Linked DNA regions of Mus musculus: region 1 is linked to region 2. A link is a loop called in an ENCODE intact Hi-C map of the cell type or tissue named here. Cell type or tissue: heart. All regions are shown on one strand. Each heading gives the region's core, and the rest is flanking DNA. Links, peaks and the distances in the headings are about the cores only. Region 1 overlaps Pafah1b1 (platelet-activating factor acetylhydrolase, isoform 1b, subunit 1). Region 2 holds the start of Mettl16 (methyltransferase like 16).

Region 1 (16,720 bases), core at 3,980-8,979, 75 kb after region 2:
ACAGCTACATTAATGTGTGGCCAAATATTTGAGTACTAAGACTTTCTTAGCCAAGCTGACACACAAAACACAGGGAGTATAATAGAATGCATGTTTTTTAGTGAAAGGTCACATCAAGTGATTGATAATACCAGAAAGCAATGGATGTCTAGTTTGGACTTAAAATTTTGAATGTAAGTCTGTTTGATCTAAAGCCCAAAACCTACTTTGATAATCAAATCTATAGCACTTCTACTTTCAGCTCTTTGCTTTAATTTGGGAGCTACTACACTTGAGAATGGTAGAAGTGATTCTTGGTGGAGGGAAAAAACCCAGGCTGGCCTTAAATCCATATTCTCCCATGTAACCTAAGTCTGTGTGAAGGTAATTGGATAAAATGGCTTATTTAGAAATACACCTGTACTCTGAGTGGTAGTATATATTAATGAGTTCTGTGTTTTAGAATTATATACCAATAATGATCATGTCTAACCATTTTTATTGCATCTAAATCTCATTCCCTTTCTTTCCTCTATTACTCTTCTGATATATTTGTGGTGGTAAGAACTTTATGTGTGTGTGTGTGTGTGTGTGTGTGTGTGTGTGTGTGTGTGTGTGTGTGTGAGAGAGAGAGAGAGAGAGAGAGAGAGATTTGTCTGCCATAAGATTTGTCTGCCATGGAGCTACATCACAGTTGTACTTTTAAAAGACTTTATATGCAAAATACCTAATCAGATAAAACTAAGAGAATAGTTAGTGAATTTTGTAATTTTTTAATAATCAGTTTTCTAATCAGTATTCAGATTTTTCCAAGCGTCCGCTCATTGCTTTATTTTATAGTTTGTTTGGATTGAGATCTAAACATTGTTCATAAAATGCAGTTGGTGAATATCTCTTTATCTTTTATTTGATTTATTTATTTTTGAGACAACCCAGACTGGCCTTGAAACTCATAATTTAGCCAGGAGTTAACTTCAGCTAGTGAAGATATTCTTTTCTTAACCTCTTGAATACTGTGATTGGAGGTTTGAGTCAACTTGTCTTTGAATCCTCAGGTTCCTTTTCTATCTTTCTTTTCTTGAAGAAGCTAAGTAATTTGCTTTCTAAGGCTATTTGTTCCCCTGCCCTCTACTTACTACAAGTTGATAGAGTCAGAGACTTGATCAGATTGATTTTATAGTAACAATATTTCAGTATTCTTCACTACACTAGTATAAAATATATAGGTGTAATTGTACATCCTGTTTGTCTGTTATTATAGTAGCCCTTTTTTAGAGTATCTACAATTAAAGCTGGGAGTATTTTGCTTATATTGAAATTAAAATTCTTTAAAACTAGCCAGGTAGTGGTAGTGCACGCCTTTAATCTTGGCAGTTGGGATGCAGAGGCAGGCATATCTCTGTGAGGCCAGGCTGGTCTACATAGTGAGTTCCAGGACAGTTAGGACTACATATCTTGTCTCTAACAAACAAAAAATTCTTTATAATTTTGTTGTTGTTGTTGTTTCTTTTGTGTCTATTTTTTCACATCAATGTTTAGTCATCTTAACTGGCAGAGAAAACAAATGCTTATATTTACCTATAAAATTTTTATGGTATCATCTTTACTCTTTCTTATCCATTTAAACATTGTTTTCTAGCCAGGCATGTTGATGTATTCCTGTAATCCAGTACCTGGTAGGCTGAGGTGGAAGGGTTGCCAGGCCAGCTTGGGCTCTATTTTCTATTTTGTTTTTGTTGTTTTTTTTAATATTAATACTGTCGTGTTAAGCCATTTTTTTAACATTTGACCAAAACCATTCTCAACAAGGTTATCAGTGAACTTCATGCTGAATGCAGCCAACTATTTTGGTGTCTGTGATGTTCCTTTGCTTTTACTTCCTTAATTGCTTTTTCTCATCCTCACTTGTAGTCATCACCCTTCCACAATGCCCATATATTCTTATATACTCACACATGCAGACACTGTATACTTATATACCACCACTGCCCTCTTCAGAAGAGGGCTTTAGATCCCATTACAGATGTGAGCCACCATGTGGTTGATGGGAATTGAACTCAGGTCCTCTGGAAGAGCAGTTGATGCTCTTAGCTGCTGAGCCATCTCTCCAGCCCCCACCATGTACTTTCATATAACTGTCTCTTATACACATAGACACTCTATATTTGGATTGTCACTCAAATAGACATGGCATACTTACTCATATACTCACTTGAGCAGTTACACATACTAGACACAGTTCGCCTTTCTTCCTCTCTCCCATTCTAGCTAGCTATTGAATTCAGAGCCTTGTCTAGGCTAGATAAGCAGTTTAACTATGTTAAATCTAAAGATCTAATTTTATTTTTTAATTAAATTGAATGCTTGTGTGTACTCAACCTCTGAAGATCAGAAAACTTGCAGAAATTTGATTATCTACCATGTGGCTCCCAGGGATTTAGGTTGTTAGGCCTTGCAGCAAAGTGCCTTTTCTACTGAGCTATCTCTCATTACTGCCTATTTCCTATAGGTTCATTCATTGTTCAGTAATATTTCTGAAAAGCATGTCTGTGATTCTTTTTGAACTGTAAAGATGTTCCATCCTCAGTAGGAGGATTGCTATTGTTTAGGTCAACCAGGGCTATGATGTAATGAGACCCTGACTCCAAAAATAAAATAAATTAAAAGAAATTTTAATCTTTAAGTAGAATTGGAATTTTCTACAGCAGCTATATATTAATAATAGAAAGTAGACAGGTAAATTTGTTAAATTTAAATTATTGCTATGTTGCTGGGTGTGTTGGTGCATGTCTGTAAACCTAGTATTAGAAGCTGAGGCAGGAGGATTGTTAAGCATGTTAGGCAACCAGGGCTACCTTGTTAGACCCCCCAGCTCAAAAACAGCAACAAAAGTACTGTTTTGCATCATTAGATCATTGAAAGTAGTAGTTTTAACTACGTAAAATATGGCTGGGTTTGGGGATACTACCTATGTCTGAAACACTTACGGGGCCAGGAGGATGCCTGTTCTACATAGCAGTTTTTGGGTTTTTTTGGTTTGGTTGGTTTGGGTTTTTTTTTTTTTTTTTTTTTTTTGAGATAGGGACTTACTTTAGCATTGACTAATTTGTTTTTTAAACTGTAGGTTGACTATATCATCTAATATACACATTAATTAGCATTATAATGCAAATATGTTCTACAATTAATAGTTTAGAAATAATAAAATTTTAAGTGAGGGGAATAATTTTATTTTTTTCTTTCTTTTTAGGTGGAATGAACCTTACTTGTTGACTGGTTGCTGATTGGATTCACTTGAAAAAAAGAATCATTTTTCCCTCTGTGGAAGCCACATAGTGGCATATTTAATTCAAATCCAGGGATCACAACTTTTGATTTTTCTGGAGGGACATACCACTATATCAAATAAGCTTGACATTACAGCCAAAATGGTGCTGTCCCAGAGACAACGAGATGAACTGTAAGTTTCTGTTTTCTGCTATTTAGAAACCTCTTATAAACTAGGCATGATTAACTAGGCTTAGGGTGGTAAAGACAAGCCCATCCATCATCTTCAGCCTTGGAAGTTCATGGCTAGTCCTGGGCTACCTGAAATCTTATCACAAAAGATGGGAGAAAAACCAGGGTGGGAACGAAACTGGTTTTTGTTTTTGTTTGTTTGTTTGGTTTTTGGAGACAGGGTTTCTCTGTGTAACTCTGGCTGTCCTGAAACTCACTCTGTAGACCCGGCTGGCCTCGAACTCAGAAATCTGCCTGCCTCTGTCTCTCAAATGCTGGGATTAAAGGCGCGTGTCACCAGTGCCCAGCAGTAGCAAAATACAATGCAGTCTTGGGAAGTCCCAAGTTTAAAGTATTTTTACCAGCATCTGCTATATTATTGTTGACACTGTCTTGCCTTCAAATTTGGACTGTCTTTTAGCAAGGAATTACTTCATACATACATACATGCATACGTGTGTGTGTGTGTGGTTGATGGGAGTTGAAGTCAGGATCTTTGAAAGAGCAGTCAGTGCTCTTTACTGCTGAGCTATCTCTCCAGCCCCAGCAAGGAATTATTTGTCATGTTTGATTTTAAAGCAAAGTGACTGATTAGTTGGTAAGTTTTATCCCTTTTAAAATTCTCTTAAGATTTATTATACTCAAAGGAAGATACGCACTGCTATAGGTAGCTCTTCTAATTTAAAAAAAAAAGTCAGTTTTACCAGGTATGGTTTGTATAGATCTTTAATCCTAGAATTCAAGAAACAGAGATATGAGCAGGGCGTGATGGCGCACGCCTTTAATCCCAGCACTTGGGAGGCAGAGGCAGGCAGATTTCTGAGTTTGAGGCCAGCCTGGTCTACAAAGTGAGTTCCAGGACAGCCAGGGCTATACAGAGAAAGCCTGTCTCAAAAAACAAACAAACAAACAAAAAGAAACAGAGATATGTGGGTCACTGAATTTGAGGTCAACCTGGTCTACATAGTGAGTTCCAGGCTATCCAGAGCTACACTATCTCAAAAAAGCAGAACAGTAGAGTAATTACTTAATTTTATGTAATTATATGATGTGTGCATGTATACATATTTGTGTGCATGTGTGTGTGGGGGGGTTGCATAGTTATGCCACTGTTATTCTGCAATTTTATTTTTTGAGATAGTATCTTATTACTATTACTGAGCAATTCGACAAGGCTGGCTGGCTAGGCATCTCAACACTGCCACCAAATCTAGCTCTTTATTTCTTTGGGTTTTGTTTTGTTTTTTAGATTTATTTATTTATTATATTTAAGTACACTGTAGCTGTCTTCAGACATCCCAGAAGAGGGCATCGGATCTCATTACAAATGGTTGTGAGCCATCATGTGGTTGCTGGGATTTGAACTCACGACCTTCAGAGGAGCAGATGGTTGAGCCATCTCTACAGCCCCCCAAATCTAGATCTTGTATATAAGTGTAGGGGATCTGAACTCAGGTCCTAAGACTTGGATGGCAAGCAGTTTTCTCACTGAGCTATCTCCCTAGCTTGTTTGTTTTAATCTAGGATGTTATTAAAAAATAATCCTTTACTTTGCCATAGTGTCTCTTTATCGTTTATCAGTAAAGAATGGTTTAAGCGAAGAATCGTCATTGGACATTAAATCTAGGGGGAACTGTCGATAAGGAACAAGAAATATATGCATGTTCCTAAATGTCCCACTTACACAAATCAAGAAGAAAGAATAGATAAATCCAAACCAAGAAAGTCTTTTATTAAAAAAGAAAAAGGGGGTAAGAGAGTTGGCTCAGTGGTTACTGAGTGTGAAGTGTTTATTCTTGCTAAGGACCTGTGTCCCTAAAATCCAAGTGGTGTGGCTTACAACTCATTGTAATTCCAACTCCAGAGGATCCAATGCCTCTAACATCAGAAGCACACACACCTTTAATTTGGAAGGCAGAGCCAGGTGGATCTCTTGAGTTCGAGACCAGCTTGGTCTATGAAGTGAGTTCTAGGACAGCGAGTAATGTTACACACAGAGAAACCCTGTCTTGGAAAACAGTACTTGGGAGGCAGAGGCAGGTGGATTTCTTGAGTTGGAGGCAAGCCTGGTCTACAGAGTGAGTTCCAGCAGGACTGTCAGGGCTACACAGAGAAACCCTGTCCCGGGGGGGGGAAAAAAAAAAAAAGGAAAACAAACAAAAAATTCTTGGTATATATGATTGAGAAAGACACTGGGCAGCATATCTATCTGCTACCTATTATGTGCCACAACAAAAGTGTCTGGATATTGCCAATGCCCAGTGGTTAAAAATCACTGATAGGGGCTGGAAGGATGGCTCAGTGGTTAAAAGTGCGGACTGCTCTTCTGAAGGTTCCTGAGTTAAAATCCCAGCAACCACATGGTGGCTCACAACCATCCGTAACAAAAAATCTGATGCCCTCTTCTGGAGTATCTGAAGACAGCTACAGTGTACTTACATATAATCAATCAATTAATCTTTAAAAAAAACAAAAAAGAAACAAAAAAACAATGATAAGGGGCTGGAGAGATGTCTCAGCGGTTGAGAGCAAGCACATCTTCCAGAGGTCCTGAGTTCAATTCCCAGCAACCACATGATGGCTCACAACCATCTCTAATGGGATCTGATCTCTCTGTTGGCATGCAGGCATACATACATTTGGAACACTCACACATTAAAAAAAGACAAAAATAAAACAACAAAACACTGACAGGTATATGCACACATAAACATCTTTTATAATTCAGGATATCATGGTTCTTATAATTCCATCCTGTATGTACATGGTTCCTTCTTTCTTTTTATTTTTTAAAGATTTATTTATTAATTATATGTAAGTACACTGTAGCTGTCTTCAGACACACCAGAAAGAGGGCGTCAGATCTCGTTACAGATGGTTGTGAGCCACCATGTGGTTGCTGGTATTTGAACTCAGGACCTCTGGAAGAGCAGTCAGAGAAACTAGTGTATTTCCATATTCCTTTATTAAACATATTTCGTGTGCCTGTGTTTTGGTTTTGTTTTTGTTTTTTTTTTTTGCTTTGCTTATTTTTAAAATTTTATGTATATGGAGTTTTTGTATTTGTGTACTATGTGTATGCCTCATGCCCAGCAGGGACTTAGATTCCCCAAAAGTGGAAATACGGAAGGTTGTGACTGCCATCTGGGTGCTGAGCATGGAACCAGGTTCCTTTGTTAATATTCTTAGCTGCTGTGCTGTGTTTCCAGCTCCATTTTGTTTTGTTTTGTTTGTTGGTTGAGAGTAGTTCTGGGTACAATCATGTTCTTGGAGCTGGGGTTATTAGAGAGAACTGATAGGTACTGGGAACTGGACTCTCTTCTGAAGGAACAGTGTATACTTAAAACCACTAAGCCCCTTATATGTATGTGCTTTTTTAGGCTTCCCTTTTTTTCACTTAACATGTTCTAGAACTACTTCATATCAGTTCAAAGAGATTTCATGTTCCCTGCATGTATGTGTGTATGCATGTTTATGTGTATATGTGTATGTATGTAAAGAGATGAACATAATATTCTATTGTATATATAGCTTAGGGTTTTGGTTTGCTTTTGTTTTTTTTAACCAGTCATCCATTTTTGGGACATTAAAAGTAATGTTATAATAACTAGCTCTATGTATATGTATTTTTGTATCATTGGAGGTCTGCTTAGGTTTTGTGTATGTGTGTTTATTTATATTTTATGTGTATGGGTATTGGTGCCTGTGTGTATGCTACGTACTCTGTGTGTGTGTGCGTGCGCGTGTGCGTGCATGTGCGCGCGCGCATAGGTGTGTGTACCTGGTCCCTGTGGAGGCCAGACTGCAGCATCTGGGTGAAAGCTATGCTCTTCCCATGTTTCTTTAAGAGTCATCCTTCAGAAGTGCCTTACTGGCTAGAGAGATAGCTCAGTGGTTAAGAGCACTGGCTGCTCCGAGTTCCATTTCTAGCAATCACATTGCACAAATGATTGCTCAGATAACCCTACAGCAACCATATTTTGTGTCTCGACCAGTCTTAAAGTGTGTGTCAGTTTTAACTTGTGTTATAGATGATACTGAACATGTATCGTGTTCATTCGGGGTAAAAATTGTTCAATTAGTTAAGCATTGTGACACTCTGTAAGGAAACTTATTTTTTTTGGTTTTTCGAGACAGGGTTTCTCTGTGTAGCCCTGGCTGCCCTGGAACTCACTCTGTAGACCAGGCTGGCCTCAAACTCAGAAATCTGCCTGTCTCTGCCTCCCAAGTGCTGGGATTAAAGGCATGCGCCACCATCGACTGGCTTCTGTAAGGAAAATTAATAGGTTCAAGAAAATTCAGAAGGTCAAACCTGGTGGCACACACCCTTATATTCAGTGCTCAGGAGTCAGGAATACTGTTGAGTCCGAGGCTAACCTGGTTTGTATAGTGAGTTCCAAAACAGCCAGGGCTTGTCTCAGAAACAAAACTATCACTGATAAAACAGAGCAACAAAAAACCAGTTCTGTCAACAAATGGAACCTATATTTAGAAGATGTTCCAAGCTGTGGTGGTACACACCTTTAATCCCAGCATTCTGAGGTAGAAGCAGGAATTGAGTGCCAGGGCTATACAAAGAAACCCTGTCTCAAAAAAGGGGGATGGGATATGACTTGAAGTCTTCGAGTCCTAAAATGATCTTTCCTTTATTTATAGCTTAATTGTGCTGTCAAAATCTTCCTGTGTTTAGTTATGCCTGTATACTTCTGATAATGAATCTTCTAAAAACATACTTTCACTGGGTGTGGTGGTACACAATTTTTAATCCCAGCACTTTGGAGGCAGAGGCAAGCAGATCTCTGAGTTTGAGGTCAGCTTGGTCTGTTAAAGGGAGTTCAGGACTGCCAAGACATGTTACACAGAGAAACCCTGTCTTCAAAAACCAAACTAAAAAAACCCTATTACTTTTATTAAACTTCCTTTTTTAAAAATTTTTTTACTTTTGATGTTCTTTATAATGTTTTACTGTTTAAAATTTGATTTTTATTAGCAGAGAACATATTTTTAATCTTTTTTTAATATGTGTATAAGTATTTTGTCTTATGTGTATGACTGTGCATTGTGTACATGCATTGTACCTATAGATTATCAGAAAGGTTGTCAGGTTTTTATGGGACAAATTGTGTGTTACCATGTAGGTGCTGAGAATCTAATCTGGGTCCTCTCTTTACCTCACCCTACCCCCATTTTGTCATTTTTATTTATTTTTTTCTATTATGTATGTGGAAGCCAGAGGTGAATTGTTAGGTGTCTTTCTTAATCATTTTCCAGGTTTTTTTCCTTTTACTTTTTAGTGTATGTGTATATTTTGCATTCATATATCTTCACATAGAATAGAATAGAATATCACGTGTTTCCCTCTCTCACTGGCTAGCTCACTCCTGGGATCTGCCCATCTCTGTCCCAAAACAATGTGATTACAAGCACACATGTAGCCATGCCTACTTTTTATTGGGTGCAGAGAATTCAAACTCAGCTCTTCATATTTGCACAAGTGTTCTTCCCCACTAAGCCATTTCTATTTTGTGAGACACAGGATCTTTTAACTGAATCTGGATCTCACTGCAGCTTGCCTATATTAATTGGGGCTTCTAATACTGTAAAGAGACACCATGACCAAGGCAACTCTTGTAAAGGACATTTAGTTGGGGCTGGCTTACAGGTTCTGAGGTTCAGTGGCACCCTTTCTCTAACTGAAGACTCACTCATAGTTGAATTGTGAACCACCTTTTTGAATTATGATTAATTATGATGACATTTGATCATGAGGGGTGATCATATAACTCTTTGTTAGATTTCATAGGCCCTGCCACATTGGACTGGAACTTGTCCTACCTGTGCTGTCCCATTCTTATTGGAGGTCTGGCTCAGTGATTCAGTGGGTAAAAGTGCCTGCTGCACCAAAATGTTGGGAGTTCAGATCCAGGTCCCCAAAAATTGTCTTTTTACTTTCACCCACCTGACCTTACCCCACATACACAGACAAGGATAATACATGAAATAACTTTATTACTCTTCATCTCTGTTAGGAAATGTATGGAAATTGTCTTTGAGTGGAATAGTTAAATTTCAGTATAGTAACCCCAGTACTTGGCAGGCTGGGACAGGATCATAAGTACTGGGTAACTCTAAGCTTCATAGTGAGCTCCTGTTTTAAAAGGAAAAAAGAAGCAATTATTTTATAGAATGATTCTTCATTTGACTTCATGTTGTCTCTTATGGAAATAGAATTTAAAACTAAATGAGTTGTTCCAAGCCAACAAGGACTTTGTAGTTTGACCTTGTCTCAGAAAAAGAAAGGAAAAAAACAAAAACAGAATCTAAAAACATTATAGGTTTTAGGTGGATTATCTCTGAAAACATGTAAGTCACAATAGTGATTGCCTATGTTAAAATATTGGAGATCAGTGGCACATATGGCCCTATTGAGTAGGGCTAGGGCAGTATCATACACAAATCCTTGGATTTGATTTCTAGTGCCTTACATTGGCTAGGTATGGTGGCTCATGCCTCTAGGATCAGAAGTTCAAGGTACGACCGTCCTACTTAAGTAGTTTCTGACCAACCTGGGATTTACAAAACCCTGGCTTATAAAAGCAGAGAGGGCCAGGCATGGTTGCACATGTCTTTAATCCCAACGCTCAGAGATATGGCAGGGTGGCCATATCTCTGTAAATTCAAGGCTGGCCAAGACACAAAGACTGTTTTTCAAAAGAAAAGAAAAAATAAAATTGGCTAAAGGATGTAATGATACTGTTATTGTATGTATATTTAAGTTTTATTTAACTCATGGTTTAAGCTTTTAAATTACTCAAGTTAGTTTAAAGTCTTACAGAGGAATCCTAAATCAACCTTTTCTATAACTGTGAATAAAGAAAGGCTCAGAGTAATTGGGAAATGTTGAAATAGGAGAGCAGGGATGCTTGCCAATATTGTTATGACAGAATGAAAGAGAAGTATAAAAATACATTTCAAGCCACTTCAGCTTTGCTGCCTTTAAAGTATAATTCTAAATGTCATTCTAAGACGTTATTTCTTTTGTTTGTTTTGGGGAGGCAGGGTCTCAAAGCAGTTTCTCTTTAGCCCTAGCTGTCCTAGGACTCACTCTGTATATCAAGCTGGCCTCAAACTCGGAGATCTGCATGTTTCTGCTTCCTGAGTCCTGGGACTAAAAGCATGTACCTCCATTGCCTGGCATCTTTTTAAAATAAGGTCTTTGGTTCAAACTGGCTTTGAACTCACTATGTAGCCTGGGGTGGCCTTAAACTCCAGATCATCCTGTCTTAGCCTCTTTAGTGCTAGGATTTAAAGGCATGCACCACCACTGCATTTCTAATACTAAAATATTTACTATAGGTTTTCTTTGGGGTGGGGAGTGATGGGCCTGAGATATATTTTTATGGTGCATGTGTGAGTATCTGCCTGGAGACAACACTCTACCTGTTCCTTTTGAATAGCAAGGTTACTTTCTGAACCTTGAGCTAGAATATTTTAGCTAGTCAGGAAGCCAGCAAGCCTCAGACAGGCACTTTCCACCTCCCTTATGCTAAATGATGTACAGACTTGACATAGGACACTCAGCCTTTACCTGAGTGCTGGGACAGAAACTCCAACTTATATGCTTGTACAGCAAGGAGATGATAACCACTGAGTCTTCTCTTTGTATTCTTAGTAGAGTTTTATTTAAAACATTTCTATGCAAAACTCAGTTCTAATCTCCGATGTTTGAGTATGTTTATCAACTAACTATTAAGAGAAGGTGAATGTCAACACTAGAAAAACTGATGGTTACTTTAACCAATTGATATCTAGGTATAGAAATATATCTAGAGGGCTGGTGAGATGGCTCAGTGGGTAAGAGCACCCGACTGCTCTTCCAAAGGTCCAGAGTTCAAATCCCAGCAACCACATGGTGGCTCACAACCATCTGTAACGAGATCTGACGCCCTCTTCTGGTGTGTCTGAAGACAGCTACAGTGTACTTACATGTAATAAATAAATAAATCTTTAAAAAAAAAAAAGAAATATATCTAGAGCTGGGCAGTGGTGGCGCACGCCTTTAATCCCAGCACTCGGGATTAAAGTAAGTGAGAAACTTATAAAATGTCAGAGGCTGGGACTAGAGTTTAGAGATGGGTTACTTACCTAGCATGTACAGTGTTCTGAGTTCAGCCCCTTGCATCTCTGAAAATAAGAAAAGAGAAAAGATGCTCAAAAATAAAACAGATAAATTATGACAATACCTAAATGTTTTTGAAGTTTTGGAAGTGTGTCCATCTTATTTCCAGAAATATTTATATAATTTACTACTCTTTTTTGGGGGGGTGGTTCAAGACAGGGTTTCTCTGTGTACCCCTGGCTGTCCTGGAACTCACTCTGTAGACCAGGCTAGCCTTGAACTTAGAAATTCGCCTGCCTCTGCCTCTGCCTCCCAAGTGCTGGGATTAAAGGCATGCATCACCACACACCTCAGGAGGCAAAGGCAGGTGGATCTCTTGAGTTTGAGGTTAGCCTGGTTTACATAGTGAGTTCCAGGGCAGCCAGGGTTACACAGAGAAACTGTCTTGGACCACCACTACCCCCCCCCTAAAGATTTTAATAAGTGTAGTTCCTCAAATAGAAATGAGATATGTTTAGGACTCACTTGAATTTTTTCTTTCAGAAATCGAGCTATAGCAGATTATCTTCGTTCAAATGGCTATGAAGAGGCATATTCCGTTTTTAAAAAGGAAGCTGAACTAGATATGGTATGCTTGACTTTATAATTATCAGTCTTCTAATTATTCATAGTATAGTAAATGGGTTAAGTTTTACTTAAGGTTCAGTAGTTAGGTCAATTCAGCTATTCGAATTTTGCCATTTGTTGTGATTTACTTAGTTTTGAGCTTAATTTTCCCACTTTTTTATATAATCAAATATTTAATAATGTTTTAAAGATGTCATGGTTAAGCCATTTTTTTTTTTTTTAAATCTTACTTTTTCTCCTAGAATGAAGAATTAGATAAGAAGTATGCTGGTCTTTTGGAAAAAAAATGGACATCTGTTATTAGATTACAAAAAAAGGTAACTAGGTCTTCTTAAGTCAGTTTATTCAATGTGTACTTAACAAATTTTCTGAAAATATTGCCATAAATTGCTAATCTGCTGATACTCATGTTTGATCTTGGGGAAACAAAACATTTTCTTTTGCTTCATGAAAACATTGGTTTTAAGTTCATTATTGGTGCACATAGGTTATACTGCCTAGAGATTAGACCTGCATTGTCTTTACTAAGAAGTTGATACTTAAGACATCATTTATGTTCTTAGAACAGTGCTTCTCATTGTGTGTTGCACTGCACCCCTTTGGGGTTAAACATTAGATACTTTTTGTATTATCAGATATTTACATTATAATTCATTAACAGTAGGAAAATTACACTTATGAAGTAGCAACAAAAGTAATTTTATAATTGGGGGTCACCACAATACAAGGATGTGTATGGTCAAAGTGTTAGAAAGGTTGAGAACCAATGCCTCGGAAGTTATAACTTAGTTGTAACTGAAAAAAGATCACTATGTGTCTTACATGAGTCAGTCTCATCTCTGAGGTTTTTGGTTTGTTTTTTGTTTGTTTGTTTGTTTCTTTAATATATAAGATGAAAGTAACATACTATTCCATTTCTAAAATACTCTTCACAGACAAAGTTAGAGTAGACAACATTGTTCTAATGTGAGCCCAACTATACCAAGCTTGTGGACAAGAACTAACACCTAGTAGATGCTCAGTAAATATTAGCTTTTGTTGTGAATATTACTACCTGTAGGATAAATAATAAACTGTGGTATAGGGGAAAAAACTCTAAAAATTACAGGCGTAAATCAAGCAAGGTAAGTGTTATGATCATCTTTATTAATAAATGTAAATGAAAGTTGTCTGGGTGGATTAGTTCCAGCTGGGCATAGTAACTCCAGCCTGTGGGAACTGAGACAGGAAGATCCTAAGTTCTGGACTACCGTAAGCTTCATAGTCACAGCCTACCTAAAAGGGAAAAAAACCCAAATATATTATAAAACACAACTTTGTTTAACTTCATGTTCCCTCTCAAGGTAATGGAATTAGAATCAAAACTAAATGAAGCAAAAGAAGAATTTACGTCGGGTGGTCCTCTTGGTCAGAAACGGGACCCAAAAGAATGGATTCCCCGTCCACCTGAGAAATACGCATTGAGTGGTCATAGGAGTCCAGTTACTCGAGTCATTTTCCATCCTGTGTTCAGTGTTATGGTCTCTGCTTCAGAGGATGCTACAATTAAGGCAAGTTCTTTTCATTTGTTCATTTTGCTTTTTGTTTTGTGGTTTTTGTTTTTTTGGTTTTTGTTTTAATTTTGTTTTGTTTTGAGAGACATGATCTTTTTTTCTATGTAGTCTTGACTGTCAGACTGACTTTGAACTCAGAGAAATTCTCCTACCTTTGCCTAGTAAATGATGTGATTAAAGTAAGGTAAATTTCTCTGAAAGGCAGACTTGATGTAAGTTAGGTGACAGAAAAGATTTTGAAAATTTTGAAAATAAGGAGGTGGCTCAGTGGTTAAGAGCACAGACTGTTCTTCCAGTGGTCCTGAGTTCAATTCCCAGCAAGCACATGGTGGCTCACAACTATATCTGTAATGGGATCTGATGCCCTTTTCTGGTGTGTCTGAAGAGAGCAATGTTGTACTCCTATACATTAAATAAATAACTAAATAAATAAGAAAGAATGAATTCAAGTTCATTAGCAGCTATATAGCAAATTTGAGGTTAGCCTAGGCTACCTGAAGCCCTGTCTCATAAAATAAAAATAACCCCCTGATATACTTCGGGATAAATCTAGCTAAGCAAGCACAGAATTAAACACACAGTTATCGCTTTCATGTAGATATGCTTGAATATATGATTGAAGTTAAAGGTTTTATTTGTTTAGAGCTTATCGTGATAATGTGCCCAGCACTCCAAAGTGAAACAGATGGTTCATGAAATAGCTTAAGCTACTAGCAAGACTGCTTTAAAAAAAAACAAAAAACAAAAAACAAAAAAAAATTCTGGCTGGGCACATACTGTACACCTTTAGTTCTATCTCTTATGAGGCAGAGGCAAACATCTCAGTTTAAGGCCAACATGATCTAGATAATGAGACTTTGTCTCAAAACAACAAAAATAAAATTAAGAAAAATACTTTACATTGTTGTGGTATAAGATATAAATCTGGGGCTGGAGAGATGGCTCAGTGGTTAAGAGCACCGACTTCTCTTCCGAAGGTCCTGAGTTCAAATCCCAGCAACCACATGGTGGCTCACAACCATCTGTAATGAGATCTGATGCCCTCTTCTGGTGTATCTGAAGACAGCTACAGTGTACTTAGATATAATAATAATAAATAAATCTTTTAAAAAAAAAAAAAAAAAAGATATAAATCTGGGCCAGGCGTGGTGGCGCACGCCTTTAATCCCAGCACTTGGAAGGCAGGGGCAGGCAGCAGGTTGGATTTCTGAGTTTGAGGCCAGCCTGGTCTACAAAGTTAGTTCCAGGACAGCCAGGGCTATACAGAGAAACCCTGTCTCGAAAAACCAAAAAATAAAAAAATAAAAAATAACCCCCCCAAAAAAAGATAAATCTGTATCTTTCATATTGTATACATACTAGAATTTACTTATAGTTTTTATATTTGCTCATCAGTTCTTTCAATTTTTTTATTTTGGTTTCATTTATTTATATATATATTTTTTGTCTTCTGGGATCTGTTTATTTTGGTTTCATTTTTTTGAGACATGGTTTCTCTGTAACAAGCCCTGGCTGTCTTGGATTTTCTTTGTACACCAAGCTGACTTAGATCTCAAAGCAGTCTACCTGCCTACCTCTGACTCCTGAGTCCTGGGATTAAAGGCATGAACCACCAGGCCTAGTTAATCAGTCTTACGTTGACTATTTAGATTAAGTTTTTAAAATGTGGGCTGGAGAAGATGGCTTAGCCATTAAAAGCACTTGCTGTTCTTACAGAGGATCAGTGTTTGGTTCTCAGATCCTTTATGGTGGCTCTTTAATGTATTGCCTAGGCATTTTTTTAAAATATTATCTATTTCTCCAAATTTTTGTGTGTGTGTGTGTGTGTGTGTGTGTGTATTCCCTATGACATTTAAAATTGTGCCCACTGTAGGTAGAGTGGTCTAAACTGAGTTTAGAGCACGGAATCAGTATTCAATTTTTTTTCTTTCTATTTCTGTTTGTGGCTGTTGTTTTTGTTTGGATTTTTAATGTTTTCCTGAGTTGTTAGAGATTGAATTGAACCTAATACTTGTTGCATGTGAAACAAGTGCAAAAATCATTATTTTTAAAAATTATTTATAACAGACTATGATTTGGCCACCAGAGCAAAGAGTATTCCTGAGTGATATCTGTAATATTCATTCATGTTAATTCATAATTTCTGTTTTACTAAAAATGTCTTCTAAGGCCCCAGTACAGGGGGACGGCAGGGCCAAAAAGGGGGAGTGGGTGGGTAGGGGAGTGGGGGTGGGTGGGTATGGGGGACTTTTGGTATAGCATTGGAAATGTAAATGAGCTAAATACCTAATAAAAAATGGAAAAGGAAAAAAAATGTCTTCTAAGAATGAGACTTTTTAAAGCTGGGTGTGGTAGCACACACCTTTAATCCTAGCACTCCATAGGTAGAGGCAGGTGAATTTCTCAGTTATAGGCCAGCCTGGTCTTCAAAGTTCATTCCAGGACAGCCAAGGCTACACAGAGGAATCCTGTCTTGGAAAAGGTGTTTTGGTTAATCATGAGCACTTGATTCAGGGATAGTTTATAGTTTATGATTTCTCCTTAGTCCTCTTAGTATCTGAACTCTTAATACTCTAGTAAAATTGAGACCTTAAGTCAGTCCACTGTTCTACATACAATGCTCCTAACACATCTTTTTGCATGTATGCCTAGTACTATCAACTAGTGTATGCTGACTTTCTGTAACTTCTCATTAGTATAATTAAGTGGTAGATACTTAACAAATGTAATACTGAAGGTTTTCTTGAATAGTTGGAGCATCAATTTTTCTCTGTAGAGAAAAGCCACTTTGTACTTGAAGATTTGATATTTCTAACATAGATTATTTGTTATTTTGGAAATTAGTCAATTGTGAAATGAGGAAGTGATGGATTGGTGTTAACCATTTTTTTTTTTTATTCACTTGACAGGTGTGGGATTATGAGACTGGAGATTTTGAGCGAAC
Region 2 (16,720 bases), core at 5,334-10,333:
TTCACACATCCCATGGCACCTGACTGCACTCAAGTACAGGCACACACACAAATGATTAAAGATAATAAATACTCTTAGTTTACAAAATTTTTTTTGTTTTGTGTGTATGGGTGTTTTCCTGCAGGCATGACTGTACCACATGTATACAGTGCCCTCAGACACCAAAAGGGGGTATTAGATCATCTGAAATTAGTTAGACTGTTGTAAGCTACCAAGTAGGTGCTGGGAACCAAATCCAAGTCCTCTGTAAGAGCAGTAAAGTGCTCTTAACCACTGAAGCAAACTCTCCAGTCCCATAAATAATTTACTTTTAGATCAACTTTGAGCCAGGTGGTGGTGTTGCATGCCTTTAGGCCCAGCACTCAGAAAGCATAAGAAGGTCTTGAACCAGGTCTCTGCAGACGGGGTTCAAGAACAGCCAGGGCTACACAGAGAAAATCAGTCTCCAAAAAGGAAGAAAAAACTAAAAGTCCAATTCAAAGTGTAATACAAACGGACAGATTTCCATGAGAAAATGTGAAACACTCACTGTCAGTACTTCACACTGCTTGACTTTGAGGGAGCTGCAGCACAGAACAACAATGCACACCGGAAATTCTATCTTGAAAACAAAACACCTAAAATATTCTCTCTCTCTCTCTCTCTCTCTCTCTCTCTCTCTCACACACACACACACACACACACACACACACACACACACACACAGAGGTATGTTCCCCAGGATTGGGGAATAGCTCAGTGGCAGAATGCTTGCCTCACAAGCATAAAACCCTTTATAATTTAAGCCTACATCACAAATTAAGCAACTGTTTTCAGGCTCCTCAATATGAAGAATTACATGTATAAATAATTAAAATGCTACATAATGCTTTTAAATATTGATTGTGTGCATGTGCCACAGTGTTCATGTGGAGGTCAAAAGGCAATCTGTGGGAGCTTGGGAGCTTACTCTCCTTCCACCATGTGGAACACTGGCAATCACACTCAGGTCCTCAGGCCCCTTTATCCACCAGTCAACTCTCCGGCCCCTCAATGTTCTTTGCTGTCTTTCCTTTCTTTCTGTCTGTTACTTCTCAATTACTCTCAGATATATCCACATCTCTGCACAGTTCTCCATACCCACTGCATCCGTTTCCTATACACTGTACTCCTGCTTCACTTCTCTTCCGCCTTCAGAAACAACGATCCCACAATCACTGTGCCTCTTTCTTTGAACTCATTGTCCACTGCCTATTAAATATTCTACACAGGTAGTCCAAGGCCCTCAGATCCTATATGCCCAACTGAAAATATCTTCCTAAAATCAGCTTATCCCTTGGTCTATACTCTTGTTAATGGCACTACCACCTTCCCTCAAGCTCCACACCTGGCTCTTCTCTTCCTAATTTCTACCACATATAGCTAGTTGTACTTGGGAATCTCTGTGAGTTTCATTTATTGCCTTCACCTAGATAGCCCACTAATATACTTAATCTGGGATACTAAAATCATTTTGTCTAGTTACCTTAATACTCTGCAATCCATTCTCTACAATGTTCTTAGAAGGTATCTGTTTATGACCTAGAGAGATGGCTCAGCAGTTAAGAGCACTAGCTCTCCTTGTAGAGGACCCAGGTTCAATTCCATGCTGGTGGCTCACAATCATCTATAACTTACTCCAGTACCTAGGGATCCAATGCCCTATTCTGACCTTTGAGGCTCCTGCACACACATAGCACACACATGTACAGTAAGGTCAGGCACGTGCACACATAAAACAAATGAAAAAGAAAATGTTATCTCTTTAAATTCAATTCTGACCATATGATTTGCTTATGTACAGAGGGTAAGCTGGGCATGATGGCACATACTTTTAATCCACTACTTAGGAGGCAATGGCAGAGGCAGGCAGGTCTCTGTGAATTTGAAACCAGTCAGGGCTAAAATAAATAAGTGAATGAATGAGTGAGTGAATAAATGAGTAAGAATGGACAGATACATATGTAATTTCAGGATCCAAGACACTGGGGCAGAATAATTGCTAGTTTAATACTAGCCTGGGCTACACAGCAAGTCCAAACGCCCCTTCTCCTCTTCCCCCATACAGAGTGAAAAAGATTTACGAAGTAAAGAAGACTCTCTCACACACACACACACACACACACACACACACACACACACACACACACAGTGAGGCAAATAGTAAGGCACTCACTCTGATTAGTTTGGAGGGGATTTGTATACATTATACATACATGACTATGTATGTTGATGTTGTCAGGGCAGAATCTGAAGAAATGAAAAAAACATTCTTTTCAACCCAGATTCAATTGTAAAAACTAGTTATGTGGGAGCATATTTAAGGCAAAAAAAAAAATTAAAGCCATCTACTGAGTTTATTAAGCAATATAAGGAGCCCATGATCGATACACTATCCTATGAAGAAGGAGGGCTGCCTTCCTTCCTTCCCTTTTTTGGCTTTTGAAGACAGTGTTTCTCTGTGTAGCCCTGGCTGTCCTAAAACTCGTTCTGTAGACCAGGCTGATCTTGAACTCAGAGATTTGCCTGCCTCTGTCACCACCTGCCTAATGGAGGTGGGAGGCTTTTTCTATAATCAGTTTTGAAGAACTGAAACTGGAAAATCCATAGGAAGAAATTTGGAAAGCAAAGCTACTAATTTTGAATTTTAAGTGCTCGTAAGAGACAACAGCACTGGTGTGAAGTCTGTCGTTATTAGAGGTGCTAAAAGGAATACCAGCCTCATCAAAGGCACACTTTCTTTAACACAATTAAATGGCAAGCTAGCCAGGTAATGGTGGCACATTCCTTTAATCTAGCACTCAGGAGGCAGAGGCAGGAAGATCTCTGAGTTGGAAGCCAGCCTGGTCTACAGTTTGTACTAAGTTTCAGGACAGCCAGGGGTACACAGAGACTTTGTCTCATGAGAGAAGGGAAAAATGACACAGACACAGCTAACTTAAAAGATCTGGGGCCAGAAAACAACTCCTTGGGTGAAGTACCTGACGACCTGGGTTTGCTCCCCAGTACACACAAAGATGGAAGGAGAGAACCAATTCCACCAAGCTGTCCTCTGAACTTCCACATACAACTTCCATCATATATACACACTTAATAATCAACTCTAAAACAAACAGTTATACAAAGCAGTAAAAGTCATGTATGTCAGTGATTTTCTCCATTTGGTGTCAAATGGACAGCTACTGAGGTAGCCTAATGACGGCAGATAAGAGAGGGGCTTATACATAGAAAACAATGCAGTTGCCACCCAAAAGTAAGCTTTACTAATACATATAATAAGCTCTATTCACAATAGCATTAAAAACGGGTAAAATCATACAAACCATTAAGGGGGGCTGGAGAAATGGCTCAGTGGTTAAGAGCATTGGCTTCGAGGCTGGCGAGATGGCTCAGCAGGTAAGAGCACTGACTGCTCTACTGAAGGTCCTGGGTTCAAATCCCAGCACAACCACATGGTGGCTCACAACCACCCATAATGAGATCTGACAACCCTTCTGGTGTGTCTGAAGACAGCAACAGTGTATGTATATATAATAATAAATAAATCTATTTAAAAAAAAAAAGAGCATTGGCTTCTCCTCCAGAGGGACCCTGGTTCAACTCTTAGCACCCACATGGCAGCTCACAACTGTCTGAAACTCTAGTTAAGAGGATCTGATGCCAGATGCTCTTCTGACTGCCATGGGTGCCAGACACACATGTGGTGCAGACATATTTGTAAGCAAAACACCCATCCATATAAAAATATTTTAAAAAATAAAATAAAATAAAAGACTGAATTTTAAGGTGGCAGAAAGATAAAGGAGTTTGCCACCAAACCTGACCAAAAAGATCTCAGTTCCATGCCAGGAAGCCAAGTGGAAGGAGAGACCAACTTCTGGCAAGTTGTCCTCTGACTTCAATATGGCAAGCACAAAGCCTACTCACCACCAACATACAGATAAATGCAAGAATAACTTTCCCTGACACAGGACTATTCCTTTATTTTATGTATGGACATTTTGTCTGCATGTATGTCTAAACTACACCCATGCAGTGCCAGAGGTGGGTTTACAGACAATTGTGAACCAACATACAGGTGTTGGGATTCCAACCCAGGTCTTCTGGAAAAAGCAGCCAGTGCTCCAACCATTGAACCATCTCTCCAGCTCCTGAGGACTCTTCTTTAGTCATAAATACCAAATTTAAATACATAAATAACTGCTGATGCCAGAACCCCAATATAAACACTCAGAACTATGAATTGCTTTTTTGTTTGTTTGCTTTTTTGTTTTTATTTTTTTGAGATAGGGTTTCAGTACAGCATTCATGAAGCTATGTCATGGAACTCACTCTGTAGACCAAGCTGGCCTTGAACTCAAAAGATTGAAAAAAACAAAGGTTTAGTCCCCAGCTTCGCACAATTAGGAAGCATTAGGACCTTGTGTTTTCAGTCATTAAGGGCATGCCTCCAAAGGGGCTAGGATTCTGTCCCTTCTCTTCTGGTTCCCCATGCCTAAGTTATGAACTGTTCCTGAGACACTTCTAGTCAGGATACACTACCTCAGCAACAAAGTCACTTTCTCTTAGAGCACAATCGCCAACACTCTGAGCCAGTGCAGCCTTCTCTCTTCCTAAGATGATTGCTATTTGCTACAGTAGCAGGAAGTCAGCTGATACACAACTGAAGCAAAAGACTGAAGAAAGATGTTGGGGTGGGTTAAGATTACTTGTTGACAAGCCTGGCATGGTCTTATGTGCATCTGTAATCTCAGGTATAACACTTATTTTCTCACATTCTTATATTATCATAATTTCTGCCTTCTTTGGTTTTGAAAGTCTCAAATAACCCAGGATAGACTCAAACTCAGTATGTAGCCAAGGATTCCCTTGAACTGATCCTCCTGCCTCCACCTCCCAAGGGCTGGCATCACAGCTGTGTGCTCCACCACACCTGGTTTATTCATGGCTATAGATAGGGCTCCATAAATGCCAGGTCAACTGCATCAACTAAGCTACATCCTTGGCAGAAGTTTTAGCATTCTGGTTAGCACTGTCCTCAATGTCGGTGACTGTGACATTCACCAAGCATTGAATCACACAAAGCACAGTCCTAGCCTGGGTTACACTGGCGTCTCTGTTGCAGAAGCAGGAAGTTAGCCATTAAGAGACTTTCCAATTTTCTCATTTGTTAGATGTAAAATATCGACCCCCAAGGTGGATAATCCATTTGTCCAAAGTCACGTGAGACTTCTCATGAGATGTATATGGCTACATTCAGGTCTTCTGCTACTTCAGCTTGCCTCCTGCCACATCACATCCATCCAGACCATACTCGAATGACACAGATTAATAACTAAGGAGTTACCTACCTTACTCTCCCATTCAGATTTATCTGAATATGCTGCTTAAAATCTGGATATTTAGATGCCAGATATGCGAAGTCAGGTGGTTTGTCCTTGTATCTATTTCTTGCATGCATTGATTTGCTTAGAGCCATCTTTAAAGAGAGGGAAGAAGAGATGTAAGAAAGATAAAGAGGAAACCAGCATATTTAGTGCCAAAAGCACAGGGGAGGGGGGGCCGCGCTGGGGGAAAACACTCATGCTGGTAACACCGGTACTGGAGAAGCAGAGGCAGGATCAGCAGAAGCTTGTAACAAGTCTGGGTTACACAGCCAGTCTGGCTACAATGCGAGACCCTGCCTCAGAAACAAACACACACAAATAGCAGCAAAGTAAGTCCAGTTTGCTGGCCCACCCCTTAAGGGGATATTGCTATTAGCAGAGCACTTGCCCACAATGCTCAAGGCCCTGGGTTCAGTCTCCAGGATTACACACACACACATACAAAATGGTAGACGCTCACTATATAGCAGTTTTAATTCCCTAATATTCAAATGCCCCTTACAGACATAGGAGTAAAAAGCATAAACCAAGGGCAGTCCCCAGGCCCCAAGAATATCAGAGGGTAATGGTTTTCTTCCATGTAATGCCGGACAAAAAGTAGGCCCTTCTCTAACAAGTCCAAGAGATACTGATGCACTAGGACTCTGCAGCACATTAAAGAGGACAGAGTTTACAGGCACGTACTCTGAACATGTGACCCAAGTTCAATTACAACCTTGGCCAATTCCGTTCATTTTTCTACACTATCCATTCAGGTCATAACAGACATACTCAACAAAGTCACTCCGTTTGATTCTTTAACTTTTGTTAAAAAAATTTTTTTCAACTGGGAATTTAACACAGTATCTCACATGTGCTCTATCAAGGACTGCTACACCCGAGATGACTAACTTCTGGATTTCTATCTGCCTATCCACCCCATTCCTCAAAGTTAAGTGAATGTCTGCTAGCACCAGTTTACTCTGTTCCTCCCACACTGGCCTAAGAGCCATTGCCCAATCAAGTGCCTCAGGACTAGCTGTACTTGTCTTTTTGTTCTTGCTGTTAGACAAGGTCTCCAGTAGCCCAGGCTCACTGGGAACCCACTCTGTAGGCAAGGCTAGTAGTCTAGAATCCCATGTCCTCTGAGTGCTGTGATTCCAGCTTGCACCACCACACTGGACTGGCACTTGCTGCCGCTCAGGTGGCATGGCTTACACTCCCCAGTGAAGTGTACAGACACTGAACATATCCCCACCTTTAAGCCTTTGGTCAAATGCCATCTTATTTATATCTTCTTGAGCAAGTCACTAAAACATTCAGTGACTGGAACGCACACTTTATTTTTCTTTTTTTTAAGCTTTTATTTATTTTTTGTATATGAGTACACTGTAGCTGTCTTCAGACACAGCAGAAGAGGGCATAAGACCCCATTACAGATGGTCATGAGCCACCATGTGGGTGCTGGGAATTGAACTCAGGACCTCAGGAAGAAGAGTCAGTGCTCTTAACCACTGAGCCATCTCTCCAGCCTCCCGCCCACCTTCTGTCTTTGAAATTTACTCACTTGGCATTCCCCACACATTTGCTTTAATTAAAAAAAAAACCTTCCCTACCAGTAAACTTCATGAGGGAACATATTTGTTCCCTGCTGTACCCCAATACTCAAAATAGGGCCTGTAAGGGGAGGCACTCAACTGTTGGTTGACTGGGAAGAATATGAAGTCACCAGGAGATCTAGCTCCGAGTGACAGAGCATGTGTCTAGCACGTGCAAGGCCTGGGCTCAGTCATCAACACCAAAGAAAATAAAGGAAATAACTATGAAATACTTTCCATCTGTGTGAGACACACACAGCATTCTCTTTCTGAATGGGCAGCCCAGTTGAGTCTCAACAATAACAAAAAAAGGCTCATCGGAGCGAGTCCAAAACCCAAAAGACCTCTAGGCCAGCCTTCTTTCCTCTTTAAAACTTCATGTTTCCTGGGTTTCTCTTGGCCTTTATCTCTTCACACATCATTTCTTCTAAAACTGAAGCTTATAGGATACTCTAAATTTGGCTTTTATGATGTCAAACTATGGAGGCAATAGAGACAGACCAGCGTTCAAGAGCACCAGCTGGTCTTCCAAAGGACCAGGGCTCGATTCCCAGCACCCGTATGGCTGCTCACCTAGTGCCATGACACAACCCTCTTCTGGCCTCTGCCTGCACTGTGCACGTGCTGCACAGACGTCCAGGCTGGCAAAACACCTACACCTACAAACTGTTTTGTGGGTTTGTTTTTTTTAAGTTTTTAGGAGGAACAGAAAACTCAACAGATGTCTCCCACCTAGACCCCAACACTTCCGTTTTCTCTTCACGCCCCCACCTCACAAACTTGACTTCTCCTCCGCCACTTCCCCGGCTCATCCACACCTTCTTCCCCTGGGTTTCAGCGCTCTCTAAGCATTGGCCTAGGCGAGGGACGAGGCCATCTCTCCTCCAGCTCCTCCCACCTACCGCCGGCCTTCGCGCACACCCGCCCGGGTCCCCGGCTTCTGACCCAGCGGTAAGCCCCCAAGGATCCGAGAACCGGAGGAGAAAAGCAGGTGAGCCGCTTCTTAGGCGATCCTTGTGCGCAACCGGATAAGAGATTTTTGAACCACGCACCTCGCAGGCCAATGGAGCAGGCGGACGGAGTGCGGACAGGCCCGCAATCACCAAGCCCACACCACTCACACAGCCAAGCTCCTGGAAACGCAGATGCTACGCTCCAAGCGCGCCGCCATCTTGCGCAGCCAATCCGCGCCGTGACTGGACAGACTACTCTCGCGAGACTTTTGACTTAGCCTAAAGAAAGAAGGAACTATCGCGATACTTGGAGACGGCGGTGAGTTTTCACCCAGGTTTGGGGGTGTGGTCGGCCGGGAGTCTTCTTAGGTTAGCGGATGGAGAAGACCTCACTAGTCCGCTGGCATGCAGCTATGTGATGGAGCCCGGCCAGGAACTTGGAACTACCCTCCTCCCCTGGCCTTTCTGGGTGCTGGGATTACAGGGATGGGCTACCCCACCAAGTTGTAAACGTTTGTTTTCCTTTGTTTTGAATGTAGCTTTCTTCAGCTCTCCCCAGCCTTACTAAATAGTACTAAATCTAGTCTTGGACAGGAAATAGGAAGGCTAGATGGGTTTGATGGCAATTAACACTTAAGTGCACAGCAAATCTGTGTGATGACACAGTAGTTACAGATAAACCTGTGAGATGGGTAAATAACTGGTACTTAGAAACTGTTTTGGGTGGGATAGGGGACGGGGAAATGGCTACCCTAACAAAAGACCCAGGTTCGAGTCCCAGCCCCAATATGGTGACTCGAAACCAGCTGTAACTCTAGTCCCTAAGTGCCCTCTGGAAGGCACACGTGCACGTGGTGCACAAACATGGAGGCAAACAGCCATACACATAAAGGTAAACCTCTTTTTAAATTCTATTTTTTTTTTTTAAAGAAACTGATTTGGCTAAAAAAAGCATTGAATCTGGACTCACGAAGCAAAAGGATAAAATCCTGGCGTGCGTTTGTTTGTTTGTTTGTTTGCTCGAGACAGGGTTTCTCTGTGTAGCCCTGGCTGTCCTGGCACTCACTTTGTAGACCAGGCTGGCCTTGAACTCAGAAATCTGAACTCAGAAATGCCTCTGCCTCCCCACCAATAGGCATTTCGTTGTCAGTTTTGTACGATGTTCTGTTCCAGATTGGCCAAAGGGTGTTTTCAGATTGTCTGTGTCAGTCACCTGGAATTCCTGGAACAGTAGGACTGATCAAGAAATACTTTTATAGAGCAATGCTAGGCCTCAAAGGACGGGAATGCCTCCTCTGTACTCACTGAGGGCAATTACCTGCATAGACGAAGCTATGTGCTGCAGAAGGAACAGTTGTCTTCAGGGAGCCCAGTTGCTTCCCTCCACCTTGCAGACCAAGCAGAACAGGACCAAGACCACACTGACCTTGGCTACTTTATTAGCTATGCTAATACCCCCCCAATTGCCCTACCCCCAATTTTTCCTTCATTTAACCCTAAGTATGGTGTTATAGGCCTGTAAATCCAAGCATTTGGGATATTGAAGCTGGAGTATGAGTTCATCCTATACTGTCTATCAAGTTCCAGGCCACCCTGGTCTACATGAGACCTTGCTCAAAAAGCCAAAGCGGCAGTGTACCACTAGATCAGTGGTAGAATGCAAAGGCCTGTGTAAACTAACACCACAAAGAAGAGATAGATAGATAGATAGATAGATAGATAGATAGATAGATAGATAGATAGATAGATAGATTGATTTATGGGTAGATAGATGTATAGATTTATGGATAGATAGATAGATAGATAGATGTATAGATTTATGATAGATGTATAGATTTATGGGTAGATAGATGTGTAGATTTATGGGTAGATAAATTAGCATAGCCATAAAATGTGGGCTGTCGAGACACTTGATGGACAATCATGAAGACCAGAATTTGGACCCCAGTCTCCACATAAGGAGCAAGGCACACCTGGGGCTTATTCGTTAAAGAAAAGAAAAGTATAAGCTGCACGCTCACAGACAGACTTTGCCTCAAAGGAGTAGGGAGACAACGATAGAGGCCATTCAATGGCCTCTTCTGGTTTCCACAAATGTGTACATGCACGCCTATGCCATACACTCACACAAATTAGTGTTTAAAGATTTTTGTAACTGAAGATTTGAAAAAAAAAACCCTGATAGATTTGTGGATGTGGGTAGGTGGCTCACAGTCACCTATAACTCACATTCCACGGTATCTGACACTCCAGGGTGTCTGACACCCTCTTCTTGCCTCCTCAGACACCATACTCACATGCATATACCAGAACACAGAGACACACATATAATTCAAAATAAAATAGATATTTTAGAAAAATGGGGCTGCAGAGGTGGCTCCACAGTTATGAGCGCTGTCTGCTCTTCCAAAGGACCCAGAGTCAATTTCCAGGACCCATGGGACAGCTCAGACCTGTCTGTAATTCCAGCTGCAGGGGACCCATTGTCTCTGGCACACAAGTGATGCACAGAAATACATGCAGCCAAAACACCTGCACACATAAATGAAAATGATAAGCTGGGCGTGGTGGCACACACCTTTAGTCCCAGCACTTGAGAGGCAGAGACAGGTAGATTTCTGAGTTCGAGGCCAGCCTGGTCTACAAAGTGAGTTCCAGAACAGCCAGAGCTACACAGAGAAACCCTGTCTCGAAAAACCAAAAAAAAAAAAAAAAAAAAAGAGAAAGAAAATGATAACTTTAAAAGAATATTTTTGAGTATTTTGTCTATTACTTTTGTATGTATGGGTGTTTGCTGCATTTGTCTGTACGCCGCATGCATGCAATACTCCTGAAGGCCAGAAGAGGGTGTGGGATCCGCCTTGGAACTAGCGTTACAGACAGTTGCAAACTGCAATTCAGGTGCTAAAAATTGAACCTGGAGTTCTCTAGAAAAGCAGTCAGTGCTCTTCACTGCCGAGCATCTCTTCAGCCCCTAAAATAAATTTTTAAAAAGATTTGAAAGAGAAATAAGTTAGGCAATGGTAGCACACATAATACCAACACTTGGGAAGCAAAGGTAGATGGATCTCTGTGAGTTCAAGGACAGCCTGGTCAACTGAGCAAGTTCCAGGACAACAACCAGGGCTACACACAGGGAGAAACCCTGTCTCAGGAGAAAAAAAAATGTATTCCATTGGGAAATGTTCCCACTTTATAACTGAACAGGCTTGTATTGACAATCAGGTCTTTTCAGTTTCTCTGTCCTTATTGCCCTAGGAGAGGCAACAGCAGTAGATAGAGGTTGTCTCATTCTTGGAAGAGCTGTTGGAAGGGTGACTGAAACTGCCTGGAGATGACCTTGGCCTGGCTTCTGTTCTAACAATCCCCAGAGCAGCAGCTCCCAAATCGGAATGTGCGCCTGCGCGTGTCACCTGGGGAACTCATTATGCAGAAATCTCCAGAGCAGCAGCCCTGAGAGTCCTGAGTCAGTATGAGAGCATCTGAGAATGTGCTCTGCTCCCAGCACCCTATGAGACTCTGACAGAGCTACACTCTCTGGGTAACTGTTTCTGTCATGTAGACCACACTTCAAGAAACAGACAGAGAGTAGAGGCAACTGTGATCACTTGAGAAGCAGGAAAGGCCCTGGGGAGGGACGAGGATGGGGGAAAAGTTAATTAGCTATCCTCTGTCAGCCCAGGAGACAAGGCTTTGGGGTGCACTCTGGGGTGGAGCAGGAGACAAGGCTTTGGGGTGCACTCTGGGGTGGAGCAGAAGTACCAAATCCACAGGAGGATCCTGTAGCTCTGATGGTCACATGAGAAGACCTCATGACTGGCATTCCCTTCTGTCCCGGGTACTTACTTTTGTTCAGTTAGGGATACTGGGGCACAGAAAACCACCTCTACCGATTCAATAGGGCATTTAAAGGTCGAGGCTCTGACTGAGAAAGAGCTGCCCCAGGGTCACCAGCAGAGATAACCAAAACTAGGGATGCTGTGGGAGGTGGAAGGGACACTAAGACCGTAGGAGTAAATGTTGCAACAGGAACATTGCTGGGAACATCAGTCCATCATCTCTGAAAAGTAATTACCCCCCCCCCCATAATCCCATTCCAGGGTATATACATGAGTGTGTGTGTGTGTGTGTGTGTGTGTGTGTGTACCAGAGAGACAACTCTTTTTTTTTTCTTTTTTTTTTCTTTTTTTTATTTATTTTTGTTTTTTTGAGACAGGGTTTCTCTGTATAGCCTGGCTGTCCTGGAACTCACTTTGTAGACCAGGCTGGCCTCAAACTCAGAAATCTGCCTGCCTCTGCCTCCCGAGTGCTGGGATTAAAGGCGTGCACCACCACACCACGCCTGGCTGAGAGACAACTCTTACCCATGGGCTCAGGGAAGCCCAAACATCCAGGATGCTCTTAGCACTACTTATCAAGCTAAAAAAAAAAAATCCATAAAGAATACTCATACCTTTGGACAGGTAGATAAATTGTGGTACAACAGAACAATAGAATGCTCAAATGAATGAATACATACATACTACATGGATAAACCTTAGAAACAAATTCTACAATAAATTCATTTATGTTAAATTACAAGATGAGCAAAGTAGAAAAACGTACTGCTTGGGAATCTGTGTGTATGTGTGAAAAATATAAAGAAAAGCAAAAGTTATGGGACCAATTCCAAATGGTGTTTAAGGCAGGGAACAAGGGCTCTAGAGTATTGGTTGTGTTCATGGTCTTCAGTATTAGCCTTATAGCTGTCTGTTAATCGGCCTATGATCTATGCATACATATCATGTATCCTTTGGGCTACATATTTCAGTATTTTTTAAAAAAGCAAGAAAGGCTGCTTTGGTCTCAGGTGCTTTTCCTGCACCCACTAGAGTACTGAACTCTGTACTTCATCTTGTTGTCTAATAGGCATTTAGAGACAAGGAGATAAAATATGGGACAACAGAAAATTTAAAAACTCATCTGGAGCAGGGTAGTGGTGGCACACACCTTTAATCCCAGCACAGCCAGGGCTATACAGAGAAAACCTGTCTCAATAAATAATTTAATTAATTAATTAATTAATTAAAAACTTGTCCCAAGAGCCAAGCAAGATGGCTCAAAGGGTTGAGGCCCTTGCAATCCAGCCTGACAACTTGAGTTCAGTCCCCAGGACTGACATGGGGGAAAAAGAGAATGGATTCCTAGAAGTTGTCCTCTGACCTACACACTTGCGCTGTAGTTCTATAGTACTGTAGTACGTTCCCCTCCCCCAAATAAGTAAGTAAGTAAGTAATAAATAAATAAATGTAATTTAAAAAAATCGTCTTCAGGCTAGAGCGATGGCTCAGCAGTTAAGAGCACCGACTGCTCTTCCAGAGGACCTGAGTTCAATTCCCACCAACCACATGGTGGCTCACAACCATCTGTCTAATGCCATCTTCTGGTGTGTCTGAAGAGAGCAATGGGATACTCATATATATAAAAGAAGTGAATAAATCTTTTTAAAAAGTATCTTTAAGACAGGCTCAATGGTTCATACCTGTAATCCCAGAATTCTGGAGGCAGAGGCAGGAAAGTCTCAAGTTCAAGGTCAGCCAGGGCTGCATAGTGAATTCATGACAACCCTGAATTACAGGGAGCATCTCATCCCAAGGATGAGCGCTGTCTCAGGTATGTGAGTACACTGTTGCTATCAGACACACCAGAAGAGGGCATCAGACCCCTCCTGTAATGGTTGTGAGCCACCATGTGGTTGCTGGGAATTGAACTCAGGACCTCCAGAAGAGCAGTCAGTGCTCTTAACCTCTGAGCCATCTCTCCATCCCCAAGCACTGTCTCATAAGGAAAAAATGGAGCATCCTCCACCCACAGTGTCCCGGCTTCTCCTAGAGCCCACACACAATAAGGCACAACCATCACTTGTTGCATACAAGTGACAGGGAGGTCTTGAGGAGACTCAAGCCAGGGTATCATGACCCTTCCCCATCCTTCCAGGTGGAGGTGTACGACTATGAACAAGCCCAGCTGGGAGAATCCTGCAGGGGGCACAGATGAGCTCCCAAAGATGGTGGTTACTTGGCTTAGAGGATAGCCAAGCCCAGGAAAGTAAAGTATTTGCTGTAAAAGCCTGAAGCCCATGTAAGGGTGGAAGGAGGCAGAACTATCTGCACCAAGTTGTTTTCTGACCTCCCTATACTCACCTTAGCTACCTACCCCTAACACATGCATGTGTGCTCATGCACGCACACATAGACACACATACACAAAGTTGCAATCAAGTTAAACACATAATAAATAAAGTACACAAAAGAGTACAGTCATCAGATTTGAGCTTAACCCTGTCAGGTTTGCTGAAGCACCCCGTGTCAGCCCTGGTCTCAGATGTTATTGCAGGACCTCTGGGGTAGGATCAAACAAGTCAAATTCCTTCTTTTTTGTTTTTTGTTTTTGTGTGGGAGTGAGGCATGTCTTATTATGTAACTCTGGCTGGCCTCGAACTCACTACCGCCAGAGTGCTGGGATCAAAGCCGCACCCAGCCAAACTGCATTCTTAGCAAGCAGTGGTGAGATTTGCTGATCCCAGAATCGCACTTTGAGAACTGATGACTTACTCAGCTACAGAGGATCCCTCTCTTCCCCATAGACAAAGCCTCACATTCATCAGGTCCACCATCACTTGGCTCACCATGTCCATGATGTCACCCATTGTTTACCTGCCAGGCGGGAAGAATGAGCTAACTGGTGACTAACTTAGAGCCTCAGAGGACAGAGTTAAGCAGGGGCCTGTACAATCCTGTGTACGTTCTCCTTTCTCTCCAGTCTCTTCAGGTCATGGGTCAAACCATCCTTAAAGTAATGCACACATTTCTGGGGCTGGGACTGTAGCTCGGTTGATAGTACGGGAGAGACGGAGTTCCATCCTCAGCACCACATAACCCAGGAGTGGTAGCACGTGCCTAAAACCCCAGGCCTTTGGAGGTGGAGACAGGAGGGTCAGAAGTTCAAGGTCATCTTGGAATACATAGTTGTTCTCAAAGGAACAAAAGTGTCCTTTTTTTTTTTTTTAAACTTGCATGAACTCAAAAGTAGTGTTCTGGTTTTCTATAGCTGCATGATTTTCTTTCTTATGCCCTAGAGTCTCACTACAAGCAAAAATCATGACTTTCAACTCAGTCAAAACCAGAGTCAGATTCTTCCCAGTCCTTTACCTCTCAGATGCTGAGAGCGTTCTGTAAATATCACCAAGGAGAAAGGACTGAAGGGACCACCCGTACAGGATCGTTGTTGGTGCCCTCCTGCTCCAGGAGAGGCAGATGAGCATCCCTTAGACTCAGGCTGGGGTGGAAGGAAACAGAAATGGGGCAATGTCATGCGTGACTGAGAGGCAGGAAGGGTCCCCTGCAATGCTGACAACCTAGCTCAGCCGTGAAATCCCTTCCTCTCTAGGAGGCTGGAGTGGAAAGGTTGAGAGGATCTGAGATCAAGCCTTGACATGCCAAGCTGCTGTGTCTGCTTGGATCTCCTACACTGAGGTGATGAGATATTTGCCTGTGCAGTTTGCTGCCTGCCTAGCTGTTGCCTAGGAATCAAGTCCATGCTGATCTTCCACTAAAGAGGGGTTTACTAAGCCAGGTGGGTACTTAGCCCTTGTAATCTCAGTAGAAGCGCAGAGGCACAAAAATCAGCTACAGGTTCCAGCCCAGCCTGATGTATATAGAGAGTCCTAGTCTGGACAGTGCTATACAACAGAACCCTGTCTCAAATTCTCAGGAGTGCATACACAACCATATCCAAAAAAAAAAAAAAAAAAAAAAAAAAACCCTCGAATTGTTTTTTAGAAAATATGTGGTGGCCAGGCGGTGGTGGCACACGTCTTTAGTCCCAGCACTTGGGAGGCAGAGGCAGGCGGATTTCTGAGTTCAAAGCCAGCCTAGTCTACAGAGTGAGTTCCAGGACAGCCAGGGCTATACAGAGAAACCCTGTCTCAAAAAACAAAAACAAAAACAAACAAAAAAAGAAAATATGTGGTGGAAACAGCTGTAGTTGTGACATTTGGGAGGTACAGGCATGTGGGACAGTGGACCATGCCAGGAAACCTAGTAAGGTTGAGTGGGCGCAAGACCCTGGCACCCAGGCATCCACCTGAGACCACAGACCCAGCTCCTGACAACAGCAGTGTAGCATAAACTCAGCATTTCATCTGCCTGGCGGCATTTCTCACACCCCAGCAGCGGGGTGGAACACGAATCCACACAAGCAGAAAAATCAAGAAATTTACATCATTCTTGACTACAAAGAAAGTTTGACATCAGCCTGTAGTATGTTGTGTGGTATTCACCAGAGAAGACTCCTCAGACATAAATTTAAGGTTTAAGTCAATAGAAAGTGTTTATTAGCCAGCCTGCTATTACACTTGGTGTTTGGGATCCCAATGTAGCACTGAGCCTTTCTCAGGGCGAGTGTTTAAGCACAAAACCCATGTTATGGGTTGACATTCTTCAGTTAACTAGCAGTTAGAATTGGAACTACAAAAGCTAACAAGCAAGGTTAGTACATTTTGAGACTTTCCCAGAACAATATGGACTTTGATGGATTAGGCCTTTGTTTTAGTTTTGGCAGTGGTGCTACATACTGAGTTTTATGGCCTGAATGGTACTTCCATCATGGAATCCATTGTGCTAAATTCTGAGGGCCTACTAAAGTCCAGAGATCTGTTACAGTGTCTCCCTCAAAAAACAAAAATAAAGCCAGCTGTGGTGGCACACACCTTTAATCCCTCTGTGACTTGGAGGCCAGCCTAGTC

Evidence for each region. A loop is a pair of places that touch in the nucleus more often than their neighbours do. Peaks named below come from ENCODE experiments on the same cell type or tissue, not always from the same donor. Only the 100,000 strongest peaks of a DNase experiment are listed, where the experiment ranks them.
Region 1: a loop joins it to region 2, with 2.1 times the contacts of the local background. A loop is called at or near these places in 2 of 42 quality-filtered maps.

The regions. Positions count from the first base shown.
Region 1 is chr11:74,686,030-74,702,749 of GRCm38, reverse strand. It overlaps Pafah1b1 (platelet-activating factor acetylhydrolase, isoform 1b, subunit 1), which reads left to right. Exons shown (of 11, transcript NM_013625.4): 2 at 3,230-3,439; 3 at 12,140-12,224; 4 at 12,466-12,540; 5 at 13,567-13,773; 6 at 16,686-16,720. The coding sequence starts at 3,408. Among named protein-coding and RNA genes, the nearest start is that of Pafah1b1, 30 kb to the left of the region's middle. In heart, for the core only: a CTCF peak has its summit at 5,855 (motif pointing left); no DNase peak of the experiment used is centred there.
Region 2 is chr11:74,762,299-74,779,018 of GRCm38, reverse strand. It overlaps Mettl16 (methyltransferase like 16), which reads right to left and starts at 8,156. Exons shown (of 10, transcript NM_026197.3): 1 at 8,035-8,156; 2 at 5,370-5,497. The coding sequence starts at 5,497. In heart, for the core only: no CTCF peak of the experiment used is centred there; a DNase peak (open chromatin) is centred at 8,218; H3K4me3 peaks cover 1,893 bases; H3K27ac peaks cover 1,536 bases.